Regions from separate parts of the Mus musculus genome. Here region 2 is linked to region 1. Evidence: chromatin loops called from intact Hi-C (ENCODE). Cell type or tissue: left cerebral cortex. All regions are shown on one strand.

What was found. Peaks named below come from ENCODE experiments on the same cell type or tissue, not always from the same donor. Only the 100,000 strongest peaks of a DNase experiment are listed, where the experiment ranks them.
Region 2: it touches region 1 in a loop (3-fold over the local background); 5 of 42 quality-filtered maps call a loop at or near these places.

Annotation. Positions count from the first base shown.
Region 1 is chr16:49,496,971-49,504,970 of GRCm38, forward strand. No RefSeq gene overlaps it. Among named protein-coding and RNA genes, the nearest start is that of Gm4802, 88 kb to the left of the region's middle. In left cerebral cortex, a CTCF peak has its summit at 4,072 (motif pointing right); DNase peaks (open chromatin) are centred at 434, 780, 1,118, 1,482 and 3 more places; H3K4me3 peaks cover 575 bases; H3K27ac peaks cover 1,475 bases.
Region 2 is chr16:49,694,157-49,702,156 of GRCm38, forward strand. Ift57 (intraflagellar transport 57) reads left to right here and starts at 5,138. Exons shown (of 11, transcript NM_028680.3): 1 at 5,138-5,393; 2 at 7,698-7,860. The coding sequence starts at 5,182. In left cerebral cortex, no CTCF peak of the experiment used is centred here; DNase peaks (open chromatin) are centred at 4,504 and 4,983; H3K4me3 peaks cover 2,887 bases; H3K27ac peaks cover 1,128 bases.

The sequences.
Region 1 (8,000 bases):
TTCTGTCCTTCCCCCATCCATAAAGAGCCCCCTCCCCCATTTCCCCTATCAGATCACTTGTATCCCCCTATGCACCTCCCTGCTTTGCTCCCCAACACCCCTTTCCTGGCAATGGTCCCATTTTACTTTCTTATTTTCTGCAGTTACTACCAGCTATGTTCATACATCTGGAGACTTGGAGCTGGGAGTCTCCGCTGAGAAATTACATGTGACATTTATCTTTCCAGGTCTGGGTTACCTCACTCAATATGATCTGTTCTTGTCCCATCCATTTACACTCACGAAGACCTGCCACATACTTTTAAAAAGCTGTATATGGCTATGAAAGTAACTCAGTCAGTAACTCCATCAGGGGCATGATTCCAATGCCCAGAATAAAGCACAAAAATTCTGGTGTGTCAGAGGTGTGCTATCCCAGAGCTGAGAGGTAGAGATGGGGGGTGGGAGGAGCCATCTGAGACTTCTTGGCAAGCTCCAGGCCATTGGATTATCTTGTCTTGAAAAAAAGATGACTAGCAATGAAGAATGACACTCAAGGTTGACCTTTGGCCCGCACACACATATACATAAGGACACCCATCATGAGCCCACAATACTCTGTAAACACACATATCCCCAAATATAAAAGGCTATTATGTAGCCTTTCTATTAAGGATGAGGGATGCTTCCTTAACTGTACCTTATTCATTTCCAGATCTGCTTAGCCACAATGGCAAGGATTTCTGCATTGCCACATCATACACATACATTTGCACATTGGTAAAAATAGTGCAGACGAGTGAATCCCTAGAAATGAAATTTCTGGGTTAAAGGAATGAATTTTAAATTTTGAATATGCTGCCAAACGGCAAGCCAATAAAGCAGGATGCTTCCTGTGGAGCCAATGTGGTGTGCATGATGTGCTTTGGAAGCCAATCTGTTGCTCTCAGAGTCTTCTCTGTTGACCTGTGTTGTACTTGACCAGCTCTGACTGGAGTCTTGTCTGTTGACCTGTGTTGTACTTGACCAGCTCTGACTGGAGTCTTCTCTGTTGACCTGTGTTGTACTTGACCGGCTCTGACTGGGCTGTGAGATGTGTTAGAACTGTAGCCCCCAAACTCAGCCATGTAACCACCTGGGAACAGGAAGCCAAGCCCACCACAGAATTTCTGATTCAGTGGATGGAGCCTGCAAATTTGCATTTTTTACAGGCTTTCAGGTGAAGCAAATTCCCATACTTAGGGTAGGACTGGAATATGGGGGCTTGTTTTGTTCTGTTTTAAGCTCTGCCGGTGATTGTAAGGCATAGTCAGAGTTGAGGCAAACTTCCCCTACATTTTCTCCAAGCAGGAAATGATTATTATTAACCCAAGAGTTTTCACTTGATGTCTTTAGTATTGTAAGTTTTTAACATTCTTGGCTTAACTCATTATAGCATATGACTTCAGAAACAGAGGAGCAGATGTGTTCTTGACTCTCATTCTTCTGGCTCCAGAATTCCTGGTACTATTTGGCCCTGCTCCATATCTTTTAGAGAATAGAGCCTCTCTTCAGGAAAAATCTGAACCAACCACAGTAGTGTAGTATCAGGTGTCTAAGGCTTGCCACTTTCTGGCTGACTCGCTGTCAAAGGCTTGTGTTTATGAGAGGCTCACTAGAACTGCCCTGTGTCTGAGTGAAAGCTACTGTCCTTCTAGAACCCCATCTGGCTGGCTGGACTGTCTGGGATCATGCTTTGGCTGCTGGTGGATGGTGTCCTGCTTATGCTTAAAGTTTCTATCCCAGTGTTGATTGGTGACTGGCACAATGAGACACTGGTATCAACAGAGAAGCACACCAATTAAAGTGCAGGGATTCCTGGACTGGGGTCTGTAAACGAGAGGAACTCTGTGTAGAATCTAGCACACCCACTGAAGTGCAGGAATTCCTGGTCTGGGGTCTATATGTGAGAGGAACTCTGTGTAGAATCTGACATGGCTCCTGAGAAGCAGAACTATGTGAAGTTATATGTATGCATACATATGTGCAAGGCACAAAACTCTGAATTAGGCTCTGAGGACCCCAACCTTCATCAATTATTGAGACCATTTCTGGCAGCTGGCAAAAAAATATATCATAGAAGGGATGCCTTCTAACTTAAAGTAACAGTAATGGGTAGCCTTGCCGTAAAGTTACCAAGGATAAAATTGGTCCCAGTAGTCCTTTGTAGAGAAAGTTGTGCTGATATCATGGAACAGAGATGAAACCTCCTCTCCAACATAGATGGTCTTTCCTCTCTCCCCAGAGCTAGTTTCTAGTCTCATGAACCAGATTTGAAACCGCATCAAGAATTTAGCAGAAATGGAAAAGGTCATGTTATTGAATCAATAAGAGGCCAAAGCCCAGGCCACACTGGAAGAAACAGAGGTAGATCAGAAGGGAAAGGAAATTCTTCCTTGGTGTAGTGGCTGTTCCTGGTTGTCAACTTGACTATATCTGGAATGAACTGCAATCCAGAATTGGAAGACTCACTTGTGATCCTGATCTTGAGGCCAGAAGATACAAGTTTCTGACCTGGATCTTGGCATGGAGATCTTGGGGTATAGTGGCTATGAATCCCAGGAGAGTAAAGCAAGGAGATCTCGGAGTTCAAGGTCATCTGGGATAAAGCAGGTCCCAGGTCCAGGTGTGGTGGTACACACGTTTAATCTAGGCCACACCTTCTGCTGGAGACCTACGTAAGGACATTGGAAGAAGGAAGATCCTCTCTCTTCTTTTCCTGCTTGTCTTCTGGGACTGAGCAACTGCTAGATCTTTGGACTTCCACTCAAAGCTGCAGCGGACCATTGTTGGGAAGTTGGAATACAGTCTATAAGTCATCACCAAATCCCTTTACTATATAGAGACTACCCATAAGTTCTATGACTCTAGAGAATCCTGACTAATACACTAGGGAAGATCAGCCTTCCCGAATTAACATGTACCACAGTATGGCACCTACCCATATGTCCATAACTCCAGTCTCAGGGGATCTGACACCTTCTTCAGACTTCCTAAGACACTAGGCATGCCACTAATGAGTATACACATATGCAGGCAAAACATCCATACAGGTAAAATGCTGTTTATTTGGTTTTTTTTTTTTTTTTTTTTTTTTTTAGTCAAAAGACTAAATATTCTCATAGCTATCTCCTCTTCAAACAATCAGCTAGAATCACTTTCCCTTGGCCCAAAGAAAGACCTTAGATAGGTTTTGAATGAGATTCTATGTGGTATTCTCAGACAATGTTTCTGAAAGCCCAGCCTATTTGGTAGAATCTTCAGTGTTAAGATACAAAGGTCACAAACAGTATCTGGCTTTGTCCCTGGGGTAGGCTACATAATTGGGAGAATCCTGAAAATGCCCTCATTTCCGAGAAGACTGAACAAGTGAACTGACAAGTTGGTTAATAAACCCTATGTAACCTCTTGACTCCCAGATGAACTCCATCTTCTTGATTCAACCTTCAACTGTAGACACATTGACTCATTGAAATTCAGCAGCTCTCTATACCACCACCAGGACAGGAAATAAAAGGCTCAGCAACTAATTTCAGGCAAAGACCTTTAGGAAGACATAGTTATGATAAAGACTGAGAGACCACCTGTACAAGCAGTGTCATTAGATCCACCTCAGCACTACAACTCTATCAGAAGCCAGGGAGGCAGATGTGTCCACTCGGCACTGTGTGCAGCTTTCCAGTGGCCAGCTCAGCTGGTTCTAGGTCATACTTATTCCTTTGTGTTTTCCATGTTTGTATAATGAATATTTTCCCATAATCGAATGAGTTCAGGTGGTAGAGTGGTGTCCCTGGAAGACTAGCTCTCATTTGCTTGATGAACTGTTTTCTTTACTTCCTGTCTTTGACTCTCTGACTATCCTTTCTGGGGGCCCACTGAAACAGCTATGTTAGCTATAAGGCTTCAGTGGTTAAAAAGTCACACGTAAGGTACTTTTCCACTGCCAGCTTTAGCTCTGTGTAGTATATCTTCCTTCTAGTGCGTTCAGTCAACCATCACTCAGCCCAGAGGGTGACATTGAGGACACAGCGCTCATTCCATTAGTACCACTAGATGGCAGTATATTCTACCAGCCTCATCAGGGCATGGCTTTATCAACTTGGCCATGTATTGGGGGTTTCTTTTTATTTGTTTGAGAATTTCATACAACATATTTTGAACTTATTAACCCCTGTCCCAATTCCTTCCTGAACGCACTCAGACACCCTCCTTCCCCATCCACCTAATAATAATATGCAGTTCCTTTTTTTCTAATTTCCTTTCTTCCTTCCATTCTTCCTCCCTTTCTTCTTTCTTTCCTTCCATGGAGTCATTCCCTCATAATGGATCTGAGGGCATGCATTTACAAGAATATATATATATATATATATATATATATATATATATATATATATATATATATATATGCATCCTTCCTTGTTCTACATTTAATACTCTTGACTGATTCATCCTAAAAGTGGAATATTCTAGAAAAATTCAAGCATAATAAATGTAAGCATTTAAATATAGTCACATCCAACCTGGAAGTTTTCTATTTTAAAAACTACTTTAGAATTCCAGTTCTTGAGCTATAGCTAAAAGGCCTAAGAATTAATGTGTGTATATATATATATATATAAACTCAAGTTATCCCCGGTGAACTCCTCTAAACCTTCATGTTCTCAGTGCATTGTAGAAGGTTAAAGGTGTCCATTTCCTCTTGAAGAGACTTACCATTCCCTCTGAGTACGTTCTTATCTAAGTGTTTGCTTGGGGTTTATACTGAAGTCAGCACCAAGATAACAAAGGAGATGTAACTTTTTTTATTTGAGAATTATTATTCTGTTTTGCTTTGAAAGCTAACGGTAAGCATTCCTCGGGCTACAGAGTTTGGTTCATCGTTAGAACTGGCCAATTAGAATTGGACAGAGTTAACTGGCCAATAGACAGTAGTCCACTTAGGTTCTCATGTCATTAATATCTAGCAATGTTTTGTTTGCATTTCTTATTCTTTTATATACATTTTGTCTTTGGAACAAGTCTTAAAGTGAACATGTTAAAAGTAGGGGCATCTTTATAACAGTCCTGGGAATAAATCCTTCACCTTTATCTAACTACTCAGAGATTCAGTAGATCTTCCTACCATAATAAGAGTCCTTTACACAGTAAAATCTGTTAAGTGCATCCTGAACCATTTTATTCTGCATTTGGTGGCATTAGGGCACTACTGTGTTGCTTGTTCCCTAAATGCTTTTCCCTCTATCTGTCTGTAATGTCTATAATTAAACATAAGGGCCCAGCTAGGAGTTGCATCCTTCCTTGTTCTACATTTCTAATACCCTTGGCTGAGTCTTCCTAAAAGTGGAATATTCTAGAAAAATTCAAGCGTAATAAATGTAAGCATCTAAATATAGTCACATCCAACCTGGAAGTTTTCTATTTTAAAAACTACTTTAGAATTCCAGTTCTTGAGCCTAAGAACCTCAGTTCCGTGAGGGGAAAAATATGGCCTGTACAAACAACTAGTCCATCCTGTTCTAACCTTTAGGGTCTAGTTTGAACCCAGAGCTCTCCCAGGAACCCTGAAGAGAGCTGCTTCAGCAATGGAGATTTTTGAGATTTAAAGAACCCCAAAAGTTCAATTCAGGCAGGGCCTTCGTTGGATGCCTTTAACATATTCACTTCAGAGAGCTCTGGAGTGAGATGAGAAGAGTCTCCGTCACGGCAGCTTCAACTCTCAGAAGCGGAAGCAGAATTTGAGAAGAAAAGGAAGAAACAGAAAACCAGAGGTTTGCACCCTCGCGCTGATGAGCAGCGGCTGTGGGTTTCGGAATCTTCTCAGGAACAGAGTACATCCTATGTGGCTGCCTTTAGGACAAGGTTTGGGGTCTTGCCAAAAAAACAAAGCAAACCAAAACCAAACCCAAACAAACAAAAACCAGTCTCACTGAGCTCTAGAACCTAGGGCATTAGTGCGATATCATTCACATGGAGCAAACAATGCTAATAGCTGCAGGTTTTATTTTCTTATGTTCAGCTGTCATATGAGGCCCCAGGAAAACATCAAAATGCACTCACAGGCCACACACACACACACACACACACACACACACACACACACACACTCGCGCACACACGCAGAGGGGGGCGGGGTGAGAGAGAATTCGAGTATCCTTGAATTCAAATCCCTTTCTTAGGTGTCAAAAAACTGAAGATGCTGAAGCATGGAAGAAACACCTGTCAGATGAGAAAGAAAGAAGTGTTTGCAAGTCCCTGCCTGCTACAGGGAAAGGGCAAAGGCAAAACTATGGCTGCTTGATGCATCCCTACTGAAAGGACTGAGTGTTAATGGTGTTAGTGTAACTAAGTGACATAGGCTCCCATTTGCTGGATCTCTTCTTTATTCTGTCATGGCAAGTTGGTGACTTCACACATTATGTTGCTTAGCTTCTAGGGGGAAGGTGGGAGATAAAACAAATCAAAACAAAAACAAAACAAAAAGCCCACCAACTACAGAAGGTGGGGAGGGAGGGGAGGGAGTCAACATTGCCAAAGTGTTTCTCAGCATACAGATCAAAGGTACAATTACAAACTCGGGTGATTAACAACAATTATATTATCTATCTGATTAGTTCCCCTAGGTCAAAGCTATGTGTTAAAAAGGAAATCGTTTGAGCCTGAAGTTTAACTTGGTTTCAATATATTGGCTAGGCAACTAAAGGACAGTCAAAACCAAAACAAAGGAAGCCCATTAATGTGTAGACTGGCTTCTTTCTCAAAGGTTGTTTTCAGCCTCAGTTCCCATGAGGTCAATATTTAATAAGGGTGTCAAGCTAAATTTGGCTGCTTGTGTGTTTGAGTTAGCCTAGCTCTTGCTTTCTGGCATTTCATAGAATTGACTGTGGTGAGAAAATCTGGTCTACTTGAAAGACTGCGAATCAAGCTCTCAAAGAAGGTTCTGATGCACTGCAAAAATACTGTGCCTTGAAGTCTGTCCTACTTCCTTCCACAAAGAACAAAAACTGAAAGTACTTTTGCAAGGGAGAAAAAAAAAAAAAGCTTGATTTCAGGTAACGTCAAACCTCAGCTATAAATAAACTCTGTGAGGAAACTGAATCCGCAGAGAGTCTGTGTCGCATCAGGTACATCCGAATGTCGGAGAACAGCTTCCCAATTATAATCATCAGTGCAAAGGAAGTCAGAGATCCAAACAGCTAAGGTTAAGAGGAGAAAGCTGAAGGGATCATGAGCTGTGATGGGCGGGAAAAGGAAGGGGCGGCTGAGGCTCTGGCATGAGCTCAGTATACGCGCGTTAGCTGATGACTCACAGTGGCTATAATCAGTACATCCAGAAAGGACAGATGAGCATCTCACAAAACAGTGCGCACCACCCCAGACCCTCGCTGCTCTGTACGAGTGCAGATTGCAGCAAATGCCCTTCCCTAATCGTGTGATTCAGTCTGAGTCTAGTGCAAGGAGGAAAGGGCGTAGAATTCCAAGGGAAAATATATGTAGTCACGAAAGTCCAAGCAATCAAGAATAATAAGACAAATTTTAGACCTCAAAGGAAATTATCACCAGAAAGCAGGATGAGGTTCAAGGTCATGCTTCTGTAATCTCCATAGAAACTCAGGCAGTCTGATAATACAGAACCCAGAAAATTGAAGGGACAGAGAAAGCAACAGAGGGCGGAGACTCGACCAGACCTTAATAATGTAGCAAATTGTGATTGAACTCACTAATTCCCGAGTGACCCAGCATGGACCCATTGGTAGGGAAATGACGGAACAGATGTTACACAGCCTCCTCTAGACTTGATAAGACCTCCACACTCAGGAACTCAAAGGTGCCCTAGTTGCCTGCAGGCAATCAAGCCAATCAAAATTCCAGCAGAGATGGGCGTGGAACTCACAGGCCCCACCTCCAAGCTATTCTTATTGATGGCTGCTGGGAGGATAGTTCCTTTTCTTCCAGGGATGTGCTCCTTGGTAGGTTGCCCATGC
Region 2 (8,000 bases), 200 kb after region 1:
ATTCCAATCTCTTTCAGCCCTATCTGACACCATAGTCACAGGGTTAGTCTTGCAGAAAAAAAAAAAAAGCTATTAAAAATACAGTATGGAGCTTCCCCGTCACTGAGATAACTCGGAAGAGGATATGAGTGGATATTCTCATGAAGGGAACTATTTCCACCAAGAAAAGGGCTGTCAGTTGTCGGCAGCTCTTACAGATAAATAAGGACATGTGGAAACATCTCTGCTTATTAAAGTTAAATGATATTTCTATGTTCTTTTCTATTTTCCCTCTGTGGGAAACCATAATGTGGTGAAGAATTTAATTTTCTCTCTTTTTATTGTTTATGTGCCAGAATTATTGGGAATAGTTTATACTTTAGTCCTTCCTTAGTTCTTTCCTCTGTCCTTCCTTCCCTCCCTCCTTCCCTCCCTCCCTCTTTTTTCTTTCTCCTTCCTTCCTTTCTTCATTTCTTTCTTTTTTTCCTTTCTTCACATTTTCAATGGAAAACTAATTCTTTACCTGCTTGCAAACCAGACCAAGTCTGGGAAGGAAATGGCTGGATTCTGGAAAAAGTATAACTTCCCGCCAAGTCAAAATACATACAGTATAGAAAGTCATCTACGAAGCAGTATTTGACTATTTCCTACTGTGCTGCATAACCTTCCGAGATGTCAGAACACCTCATGCAGGCAGCATGCTCTGAGGGAACGCCCACCCCTGCTATCCCAGAGCCTTTCAAGAGTCATTTAAAACCCATGAAACGCTTGTTGTTTGTATGAATATTTGTGACTCTTATTTTATTTCTAAAAAGCTTCATCTTCATCTTGTAAGGCTCTCAACTTCCATGTGTGGTCATTAAATATGGTCATGTCTGGGGGTAATCACTGTTGTAGGATAGCTAAGAAAATTAAAAGCTAATTTGACAGGGGGTAGAAGCAAACTAAATCTCTCCATTTGTCTCTACTAATAGCCACTAGCTCATGACTTACAAAGCAAGGCTATTTAAAAAGCGGTTCTAAGGTTGTGGATACAGCTCAGTGGGTAAACATTGTGCTGCAGGTGTGTAGACTTAAGTTCAATTCCCCAGAACCTATATAAACAGGAGGACTATAGTGTGGGTTTACAGTTCTACAGAAATATAGAAGGCAGAGATGGGAGAATCCCCTAGACCAGTGGTTCTCGAAAGGCTATAACCCTTTAATACAGTTCCTCATATTGTAGTGACCACAGCCATGTAATTGTTCTCATTGCTACTTCATATCTGTAATTTTGCTACTGTTATGAATCATAATACAAATATCTGATATGAAGGATATCCTATATGTGACCCCACACACACCCAAGAGGGGTCTTGTGACCCACAAGGTTGAGAACTGCTGCCTTAGAAGTTTACAGAACTAAAACAAGTCAATGGCCTTTCTGTACACAAAGGATAAACAGGCTGAGAAAGAAATTAGGGAAACAACACCCTTCTCAATAGTCACAAATAATACAAAATACCTTGGTGTGACTCTAACTAAGGAAGTGAAAGATCTGTATGATAAGAACTTCAAGTCTCTGAAGAAAGAAATTAAAGAAGATCTCAGAAGATAGAAAGATCTCCCATGCTCGTGGATTGGCAGGATCAATATAGTAAAAATGGTTATCTTGCCAAAAGCAATCTACAGATTCAATGCAATCCCCATCAAAATTCCAACTCAATTCTTCAACGAATTAGAAAGGGCAATCTGCAAATTCATCTGGAATAACAAAAAACCTAGGATAGCAAAAACTCTTCTCAAGGATAAAAGAACCTCTGGTGGAATCACCATGCCTGACCTAAAGCTGTACTACAGAGCAATTGTGATAAAAATGGCATGGTACTGGTATAGCGACAGACAAGTAGACAAATGGAATAGAATTGAAGACCCAGAAATGAACCCACAAACCTATGGTCACCTGATCTTTGACAAGGGAGCAAAAACCATCCAGTGGGGAAAGGACAGCATTTTCAACAAATGGTGCTGGCACAATTGGTGGTTATCATGTAGAAGAATGTGAATTGATCCATTTCTATCTCTTTGTACTAAGGTCAAATCTAAGTGGATTAAAGAACTCCACATAAAACCAGAGACACTGAAACTTATAGAGGAGAAATTGGGGAAAAGCCTCGAAGATATGGGTACAGGGGAAAATTCCTGAATAGAACAGCAATGGCTTGTGCTGTAAGATCGAGAATTGACAAATGGGACCTCATAAAATTGCAAAGCTTCTGTAAGGAAAAAGACACCATCAATAAGACAAAAAAAGCCACCAACAGATTGAGAAAGGATCTTTACCTATCCTAAATCAGATAGGGGGCTAATATCATATATATATATATATATATATATATATATATATACACACACACACAGATAGGGGGCTAATATCATTCATATATATATATATACACGCACACACACACACACACACACACACACACACACACACATCAAGAAGGTGGATTCCAGAAAATCAAATAACCCCATTAAAAAATGGGGCTCAGAGCTAAACAAAGAATTCTCACCTGAGGAATACCGAATGGCTGAGAAGCACCTGAAAAAAATGTTCAACATCCTTAATCATCAGAGAAATGCAAATCAAAACAACCCTGAGATTCCACCTCACACCAGACAGAATGGCTAAGATCAAAAATTCAGGTGACAGCAGATGCTGGCAAGGATGTGGAGCAAGAGGAACACTCCTCCATTGTTGGTGGGATTGCAAGCTTGTACAACCACTCTGGAAATCAGTCTGGTGGTTCCTCAGAAAATTGGACATAGTATTACTGGAGGATCCAGCAATACCTCTCCTGGGCATATATCCAGAAGATGTTCCAACCTGTAAGAAGGACACACGCTCCACTATGTTCATAGCAGCCTTATTTATAATAGCCAGAAGCTAGAAAGAACCCAGATGCCCCTCAACAGAGAAATGGATACAGAAAATGTGGTACATTTACACAATGGAGTACTAGTCAGCTATTAAAAAGAATGAATTTATGAAATTCCTAGGCAAATGGATGGACCTGGAGGGCATCATCCTGAGTGAGGTAACACAATCACAAAAGAACTCACACAATATGTACTCACTGATAAGTGGATATTAGCCCAGAAACTTAGAATACCCAAGATACAATTTGCTAAACACATGAAACTCAAGAAGAACGAAGACCAAAGTGTGGACACTTTGCCCCTTCTTAGAATTGGGAACAAAACTCCCATGGAAGGAGTTACAGAGACACAGTTTGGAGCTGAGACAAAAGGATGGACCATCTAGAGACTGCCATACCCAGGGATCCATCCCATAATCAGCTTCCAAACGCTGACACCATTGCATACACTAGCAAGATTTTGCTGAAAGGACCCAGATATAGCTGTCTCTTGTGAGACTATGCCAGGGCCTAGCAAACACAGAAGTGGATGCTCACAGTCAGATATTGGATGTATCACAGGGCCCCCAATGGAGTAGCTATTGAAAGTACCCAAAGGAGCTAAAGGGATCTACAACCCTGTAGGTGGAACAACAATATGAACTAACCAGTACCCTGGATCTCTTGACTCTAGCTGCATATGTATCAAAAGATGGCCTAGTTGGCCATCAGTGGAAAGAGAGGCCCTTTGGACTTGCAAACTTTATCTGCCTCAGTACAGGGGAATGTCAGGGCCAAAAAGTGGGAATGGGTGGGTGGGGGAGTGGGCGGGGGACTTTTAGGATAGCATTGGAAATGTAAATGAAATAAATACCTAATTAAAACAAAAGAAATTTAAAAAAAGTTTACAGAAAAGCTGTCTGTCTCAAAGTAGTAGTTGAGGACTGATATAGAAGGTTGTCCTCTGACCTCCACCTGTGAGGCGTGCAATTACCCAGTTATCCTTGGATTTCTCATCTCCATTTTATTTTCTACATAAATCAGTAGTTTTATGTGTGTCTTTTATTTGATGAATAGCAATGTTTTTCATTTGGATACCTTTATTAGCATTAGAAACAAGGCTGATTAGAAAGAAAAACTCTTCCTTTTATCACAAGGATTTTTACAAATATGATTCAGATTTTAATTATGTCAAAAATATGATCCTGCTACATTATTTAGGGTGTGATATAAGCTGTTGATGACCCCTTAACAGGCACAGGGTTAATCAGACAAATGTTACACCTCTTGCTTCTGAGTTATCTTAAGAAGTAGCTAGGCAACTTCTCTTCGCTTCACTTCTTATCTTTAACTACAAGAAAGATTGCCTGATGCAGTACTTTATTGTAAGGATAAGTCACATCCCTGGTCAGTTATGTCTCCATGTGTTTTCTAGGTCAATACGTGCTGACATAATAGCAGAAATGTTCTTATCTAAATGTAAGTGCTACAATGCAGCACTTCCTTTCCAGATACTATATTTTGTGGGATTTCATTAGTACTCAAGAATTTAAATCTGCATGGGCTCGGAACAGATTGAGGCCAATGTGTGTGTGGTATAAATCTTTTCCCAAGCTGCCCTCTTCCAAGCAACCGCTTTCCTAATGGAGTGAGATAAGATCATTGTAAGACTTTAAGTCTTATTTAGAATATACTCGTAAGTCTAGCACTATCTAATAAGCAATTAAGTTAAGAAATAGACTAGCAGTCTTGCGGGTGGAATTTCTGAGGTAATGTGAACCTAAGGACAGCGAGTTTCACCACAACTTCCCACTTTGAGAAAATAAAACAAGAATCACTGAGCAAGCATAACCTCCAACACTCTGTTCTGCTTCGTTTCAGTCCTTTGAATTGCTACCTCGATGACCAGATGTCTGTTCATTCAGCAGCCCTGAGCAGAATACCAGATCCTGTGCTCCTCTTGGCTGTACTCAGCATGCAGCGCTAAATAGCTGGGGACCCTACGCCTTTAAGGCGCGCGGGAGAGGCGGAAGAGGTGGGGGACGATGCGCCACGCCCATAGGGCGGAGCTACCCCCTAGGCCAGGGACCAGCATGGCGTGACGTCACGTAAGAATCCAGCTTTGATTGGTGAAAATTTAGAGAGGCCGGCTGGGAGCGAAGGAGGCGGGTCTGGTTGCCGTGGTGACCGGCTGCCCTGCGGTTGCCTGGTAACGGTGGGGACTGTGCGGTCTGTGGGGTGCGGGCGGCGAAGGCTGCAGAGATCCTGGCCGGAGCCCAGCCGGGCGCTGGGGGTCTGAGCAGGGATGGCCGCCGCGGCCGCGGTGATCCCGCCGTCGGGCTTGGACGATGGGGTGTCTCGGGCTCGCGGGGAAGGCGCAGGGGAGGCTGTGGTGGAGCGCGGGCCAGGAGCGGCCTACCACATGTTCGTGGTGATGGAAGACTTAGTGGAGAAGCTGAAGCTGCTCCGCTACGAGGAGGAGCTACTCCGAAAGAGCAATCTGAAGCCCCCGTCCAGGTGCGTGCCTTGCCCCCAGCGCCGGGTGCTGGCTGGACCCCAGGGGGACGCTCCCCCTTAGGTGAGGCGAAGACCCCGCGCGGGGGTCCTTACATCCCTTCCTCTGGCTTCTGTGCTCAGGAAGGAAACTTCCGCACTGTGGAAGGTGTAGTTTTTCAGACTTGATCATTTTGTGGAGAAAGTAAACAAGTTTTGTAATGGCAGGGAGGACTGGGGAAGACAGTCTGCCCATTTTTCAAAACAGTCACGCACCGTCTACCAAACACAAATCTTGTTTTAAATATAATAAAATACCCAAAGTAGAAAGGGTAGAAAAACCTATCTCTAGCGATGAGCGCCCTTATCATTTAGATCTCTTTCTAGTTTATGTTTTCCTTTGCTAGACTTTGTAAACTAACAACTGTGAATACTTAGGACATTTCTGAGCAGCACTTGTTATGTAGTAAGTAAACTTGTGGGCTAATTACTATGGTTCAAACGACTTAGTGCTTTTGCAACAATACTCTTAGAAAATGGGAAGTGGAGAAGGCAAATGAAATAAGTGTTTGGAATGGCCCTCAATATAGGACCTAAAGTTCCCGCTTGCGGTAGTGGGGAAAGTTTGGAATATCCCCAAGGCAGAGCCTATAGTTGTCAAGAGTGATAGACAAAAGTCCCTCCTGTAATCATGGTAGCTTAGTGATAACTGTGTTCTATTGCTTTTTTTTCCCTCTAAATCCCGTGTTTGTTTTATTCTGTAAGAAGAAATTAAAGAGTTATTTATCGTACTTTCTTTTCCATCAATGGGACACATATCATTTCTCTTGGCAGTTTTAAGCTCTTACCCTCTTCCAGACAGGTCTGGAAGAATTCTTGTATAAAATCTGCCCACAATGCCAAGTTAGTCTGTAAAAGGAGAAAAATTAGAGAAGAAAGATCATCTTGATCCTGATCCATAATAGAAGTTTCTAGATTGGGATTATTATTTAAAATAAATTGGTCATAGTAATATAGATGGCCAACATTTTTGGTGGGGATAAAAGTGTTAAGTTTTTCAAATTTATCTGTCAAACAAAGGGAAAGTGGACTTACTATTAATAGTAATATTATTAACGAGCTCTTATTAATGCCTTGCTGTACTGAAACTCAAAGCTTGAGCAAGACACTTTGTACCACGGATTTGTGTGGAGATATTCTAGCCAGTAGGTCAAGGTGTCACCATCAGACTAGCACGTCCACATCACCTGGGGATGTAGGAAGAAGTTGTCAGGCTCTTGTCCAGGTCTGCCTTTTCAGAAGGTCTGGAGATAAAACATCTGTAGGTGATTCTGATATACCTTCATGCTGCCGAATCCCCATCACAGGCCCACAGTATCTGTCAGTGTCCCTTCCTCTGGCCTCAAGGAGTGATAATAAGGAATAAACAGTTATTGGTGGGTAAATTCCTTGTAAACCTGTACCTGAACATTTATACTTTCTGGATGGAAAAAGTTTAGAAAATAGAAGTATAGATCACTGATTCTTATGTAATTGGTTTTATACATACACACACATTTAAAAACATAAGTCATTAGTCTCTTTAAATTCATATTATATATATGTGTATATATATATGTATGTAATAGTGATAGCAACATAGAGAAAACAAAGCAGATCTCTGATTCACCTTTTGGATGATGCTAGTTGTACCTTTTATGTCCTCCTTAGCTCTGTACAAATCTACCCTCATGGGAACATATCTAGTACAGTAATGGAATTAGCAAAGTGCAGCAGTGGTGACGTGTGGGGACCTCATGGAGGTTCTTGTTCCTTTCTGAAACCCTGCACCATCTAAGTTGGGAACCTCTGAAATGTACCTGTGTAGGGTTCCATTCCCATAAGTTATGGTTGTGCAGGACTGAGGGAAGACGCTCCTGGCAGCACTTTAAGGAGTTGATTGGAATATGTAGCTAAGATGTTTGGCATAGCTGGTAGGCTACAACCAGTAAAAACATGCTAAGTTATTAGTCTCTTTAAATCCACAGTTGCCACTTGGGGGGCGGAGGAACTTACTCATGACCAGTTAATTGATTTTGACCAAACCTTCATGCCATTCTCAAAAATTACTACCTTCCATTCCCTGGTTGTAGGGGGTTTTGGTCAAATATTTTGTGTGCTGTAGGGATTGTCCCTTGATACTAGCTCGAAACGTTCTGAGTGCCGTGAATCACTAGATCGTTCAAGAGTATTAATGAAGGATGCTTGAGGGACAATTAGCAACTTTGGACTTACTCACTGTTGACTTGCTTTAGCTTACACATCCAATCCTCCCTTCCTTTGAAACAGACACTACTTTGCTCTGCCTACCAACCCAGGCGAGCAGTTCTACATGTTTTGCACTCTTGCTGCGTGGCTGATCAACAAAACTGGCCGTGCCTTTGAGCAGCCTCAAGAATACGACGATCCCAATGCAACTATATCTAATATACTCTCTGAGCTTCGCTCTTTTGTAAGTGAGATACTCTCTTCTCCGTATTCTCAGACTGTGGATTTCAATAGTAACAGTTCAGTAACAGGTACTAGCCTTTCAGATGACTCTTTTGGAAGAGTAGACAGACAGACTGATAATTGACTGATATGAGTGATTTT